Linked DNA regions of Homo sapiens: region 2 is linked to region 1. Evidence: chromatin loops called from intact Hi-C (ENCODE). Cell type or tissue: A673. All regions are shown on one strand. Region 1 overlaps CD247 (CD247 molecule). Region 2 overlaps ILDR2 (immunoglobulin like domain containing receptor 2).

The links. Peaks named below come from ENCODE experiments on the same cell type or tissue, not always from the same donor. Only the 100,000 strongest peaks of a DNase experiment are listed, where the experiment ranks them.
Region 2: it touches region 1 in a loop (4-fold over the local background); 14 of 110 quality-filtered maps call a loop at or near these places.

Annotation. Positions count from the first base shown.
Region 1 is chr1:167,441,046-167,443,545 of GRCh38, forward strand. The region is part of intron 1 of CD247 (CD247 molecule); the gene reads right to left. Among named protein-coding and RNA genes, the nearest start is that of CD247, 76 kb to the right of the region's middle. In A673, a CTCF peak has its summit at 1,296 (motif pointing left); a DNase peak (open chromatin) is centred at 1,286.
Region 2 is chr1:166,909,221-166,911,720 of GRCh38, forward strand. ILDR2 (immunoglobulin like domain containing receptor 2) reads right to left here. Exons shown (of 10, transcript NM_199351.3): 10 at 1-2,500. Among named protein-coding and RNA genes, the nearest start is that of TADA1, 34 kb to the left of the region's middle. In A673, a CTCF peak has its summit at 1,349 (motif pointing right); a DNase peak (open chromatin) is centred at 1,371.

The DNA of each region.
Region 1 (2,500 bases):
TTCTCTGTGCACAGAGCTCCTGCCACTGCAGCAGAAGCCCAGCCATGTTAGCCCCGGTGTGAACCAAGAACTCTGGAAGCCTCGGGAAGATGTTCACGTCTGGATGAATGGTACTCCTGGCCTGAGGTGTGTGGCTCTGAGGCCTACCCACAGGGAGACAATAGGTCAAATGATGGTCAAATGAGATCATTTCAATATCTGACAGTTAACTAGGACAGGGAGAATCTGGGTTAACTCTCCCCCAACTCCCTGCCTCCTCAGTGCCAAGCACTCTCCCGCCTAGGACAGTGGGATCTGGTGCTCGGCTTCCCTTCCCTGTTCCCTGAAGGGTTTCATGGCCAACAGACAGAGGTACCTTTGGTGCCCCTCCCCACCTAGGCCCAGCATCTCCCTGTCCCCTAGTCCCAGCTCCATGGCCTCAGCCTTCTCTGTCTCCCCTCCTCCCACTACACACACCCCATTCCCAGGACACGCCTTGCTCTTCCAGACTATTTGCCCTGTGCCTTGCACTCTCTGTTCCCTCTTCATGTTCCCTCCATTTCTCTCCCTGAAACCCTACTATTTGGTAACATTTGATGCATCCTACAAAATGCAGCTCAAAGATCCCTTCTGTGTTAGCTTCTCCCACTGCAAATTTCCCAGGGGCCCCTAACTCCTAGTGCCATATTAACCTTTGTCAAGCTGTAGTTAATGCACGTTTAGTTGGCACTGCCATTGGAGTACAATGGGCTGAAGAATGCAGATACACTAAATACTCTGGTTAAATAAAAGTTTGCATTTTTGGGCTGGGGGCGGTGGCTCACGCCTGTAATCCCAGCACTTTGGGAGGCTGACATGGGTGTATCACTTGAGGTCAGGAGTTCAAGTCCAGCCTGGCCAACGTGGTGAAACCCCATCTCTACTAAAAATACGAAAATTAGCTGGGCGTGGTGGCTGGCAGCTTTGATCACAGCCACTCTGGAGGCTGAGGCAGGAGAATCGCTGGAACCTGGGAGGCAGAGGTTGCAGTGAGCCGAGATCACGCCACTGCACTTCAGCCTGGCACACAGAGTGAGGCTCCGTCTCAAAAAAAAATTTAAAAAGTTAGTGTTTTTATTTGGAACATCATTGCACTGTGAATGAGGAGACTCAGATTTTAGTCTGACCATACTTCCTACTAGGTAAACGTGCAGCAACTCAACCTGTAAAACAGGGTGTGGTACCCATCTCACTCCACCCCTGCCTGGTAACTAGAGCAGAGGTCCCAGGCCAGCCCCGCTAGTGTCTGTCTCCCAAGGCCTGGGCGCCCTCTGGTGGCCTTTGGACCCAGATGAGGGCAGAGGGAGTGGAGGCCATATGTGGGAGTGCTGTCATTCTTTCTGGCTGTGTGATTTGGGGCAGGTTATGTATGCTCTGTCAGCTGCCTCTTCTGTTGAACAGGGTGAAAACTAACATTTCTTCAGACACTGCCTTAAATGTAATCATCGTCAGATCCTCCTGCCACCCACACTCGGACACTGAGGCACCGAGTATTCGGGTTCAGAGCACACGGTCACAGGCAGCCCAGGACTGATCCCTAGCAGTTCTCGCCCCCTTCCTGCCCCTGGGCCAGCCCTGCCTACCCCTCCATGCCAGCAACGTTTTGGCCTCCCTGACGAACTATGGAAGCAGATGATTCAAAGGCAGCCGCCAGTGTCCCCACCCCCACCACCCTGAATCCCTCTGTCCCCTGGCTTTTGACTCCAACCCTAATTCAGGACCCCTCTTGCCCCCAGGCAGCTGATCTCTACAAACCTCCCACAGACCCTGCCCAGAGACCATTGATGACCCAGCCACTCGGACGAGAGTCCAAGCTCTTTGTCCAGCCATGTTAGGGCTCTGCCATAACCAGTCCAGGCCTGAAAAGACCACAGCTTTGTGCCACCCTGTCCCTCTGCTCTTGTCTTTTCCCCCCATTCTTCCTTGAACACCCATATTTTTCTACCCCCTGGCCTGCTGAGCTAGATCTTTTTCTAGGCTTGCGTTCTACCCCTCCACTCAACACCTGTTGAAATCAGACTGTCCCACCACCTGAGCCCCTGAGGAAAAAGTGAGAGGATGTCGGTTCAAGAGCCTATATCCCCCAAAGCGCTCTACAAACCCAACTCCTCAGGACTCAGATGCCCCTCCATCTAGGCTGTCAGCACCTGAGACCAATGGCTGCATCTTCATTATTGCCTCTTCCTCCAGCCCCAGCATCAGAGTGCAGGGCACAGGGTAGACAATCACTCGATATCATGGAATTTTTCAGGGCTGAACTTCAGTGATGAGGAAGATGCTGGGCCCAGCCCCAGGTGTGCCTGCCCTCTGGCCCCAAGGTATTGCTGGAAGTCCTCACTGACCTAGGGACGATCTAAAGGCCTCTGGGGGACAAGCCAGCCCCCATGAAGGCCACCAAAGCTGGGGTGACTTTTTGCTGTGAGGACTGCAGAGGAGATAACCGTGGCGATTTATGGGACTGGTTGAGACTCAGAAGAAAATC
Region 2 (2,500 bases), 530 kb before region 1:
GAGCTGGAAAGTTGTGACTCTCAGACTGCTAGTGGCTATATTCCTGCCTTTTGGAGTAAGTCTATCCTCACTGAGAAAATGTATTGATGTAAAAACACAAGTAGGTGTGGATGATGGACAGGGAATCTTAAATCTTACTACATTGAGACCCAGGTTTGTTCTCAGTTCCTACAGCTCTTCCAGCCTGTGAGCTACTCCAGGATCTCTCTAATAGATGAGCTCCATTTCTCCTTTTCTTGTTCTTAAGCTAGTCTGAGCTATCTTCCTGTCATTTGCAACCAAAAATTTTTTTACTAATACAGCTGCCAAAGGAATGAAACATAAGAGGCTATCGCCTTGGCCTGAGGGAATGAGAAAAGCTAGGTGCCTAAGTCATACCAGCAACAAAAAGAGGCTGGGAGGGTGGGGTTGTATATTAATGTCCATTATAATTTAACTACATTCAGTTGAACAAAGCGTTTTTCCAAAAACAAGGTTAATAGAAATTGACATATATATGTGTGTGTGTATACATACATATATATATATATATATATATAAATATATATAAATATATATATTTATATATATATATATATATATATATCCTTCTAGCTTTGCTCTACTGGACATTAACGTCTCAGAGAAAGAAAAAGAGCCAGAAAAAATCCACTGTGGCTATGCTTCTACACAAAATTTGTAACAAAATGTGAGAAAATATCTCCAGAGAGCAAGGATTGTTTTAAAAAAAAGTAAAGTGTTTTAACATGTCTGGAATTTTCTCCTCTGCTTGGTTTTTAGAGACAGTGAGAGAGAGAACAAGAGACAGAGAGATTGATTCATCTTTGTACAGCTGAAGACTAGGGAATGGACTATTTAGGTCCTTTGGTTGTACAGTTTGATGACACGGTTTTTGCTTGTTAAAGAGAAACTGGCTTCACCATAATTCTGCAGAATCAGAGTCCTGACCTGACTTCAGAAAACAATTGTAATTCCATGGTGTTAAAAGCACACTTTAAAATAGCTTTAAATCACAAAAGGCATGCACCTAAATCCCACTTGATCCCAAGCAAAAACCTCATGGTTTTCCCCACATTATATCCACAGAAGCCTGCCTCAAAAACATAATATGGCAAGTTCTAAACTTGCAAAGTGTAAGAAAAACATATCACTTTTAAAGAAAAAATTCCTAATGCACTTAATTTGTTTTTCAAAAGCCAAATTCATCTATATAAATTCATATATAGCATTAAAATAAGCTATATAAATTCATATGTAGCTTTTCCCTTAAGTAATGTGAGGCACACCTCCATCCAATACTGGAAGGTTAGCAATAGAGTCACTCTCTTGGATGTGTGCCACTAGATGGCGTGTCAGACCAACTCACTCACCTCTAAGCAACTTCCTAGCTACTTCTACACCTCATGCCATTTTTGGTGAGTCATCTTAGGCCACCTGATAAGTATTCAGGAAATGCTTATAACCAATTCAGCAGAAAATATAATTTTCACCTAAGTGGTGTGATGAGTATGATTAGGATGTCTCTGCCAAGATTTTCTAAGAGAACCTGAAATTAGCCTACTTCTTATTTCTTGAAATGAAAGCATATAAAAATTGGATTAGAATTAGATAATCATAGGGAAAAATGAATTATTTGTTTTGCCTAATTTTAATCCATCCTATGAGTCTAGTCCTTCCTTGCTGCTTCTTTTTTTTCTTGTCTTTTTAAATTTTTACCTTTTTGTGGAGGATGGGATCTCACTATACTGCCCAGGTAGGTCTTGAACTCCTGGCTCAAGCTATCCTCCCACCTTTGTCTCCCTAACTGTTGGGATTTCAGGTGTGAGCCACAGGGCCCGGCCTTCCTTGCCTCTTGAATGAAATCTACATCCATAATTTATTTGGCCACTCTTAACAATTAACAGCCTTCTGTTCACTCTTAAACCCTAAAACAGTCTATGTCTATAATTAAGACAGCCATTCTCTTATATTATCAAACTCTAAAGAATATGTAAAGTTAAAGCCTCTTGCCCTCCCCATCTTAAGATTTTGTTTGCAGTCTACAGGTTGCATTAGAAAGAAATGCACAATGCGTGTATGTGTGCCTTTTTCATTTTTTCCCATTTAGCACACTTACTTCTTCCTTACTCAATCATTCACTCTTCCTGGCTTCCCCAGGGTTGCTGTGTATATATAGAGTCATTATGGAGAAATGTAAGGCAGATAAGGAGCAAGAAAGGTTTTTCTTGACTGGCACAATGTAATATGGCATTGCACCACACATGAGCTTAAAATAAAAAACTATAAAACCCATAAAGAAACAAAAAACTGTGAGTGAAAGTTAGCAGAAGTAACAAACTCTAAAAGTAGACCCACAAAGACTGTAGATATTGGAATTACTGGATATAAAATTTTAAGTTAGTATCTTTAAGATATTCAGATAAATAAGAGGGCATTGTAAAAAAAAAAAAAGAGTAAGTCACAAGACAACAGGGACTATGTAAATTTGAAAAAGAACTAA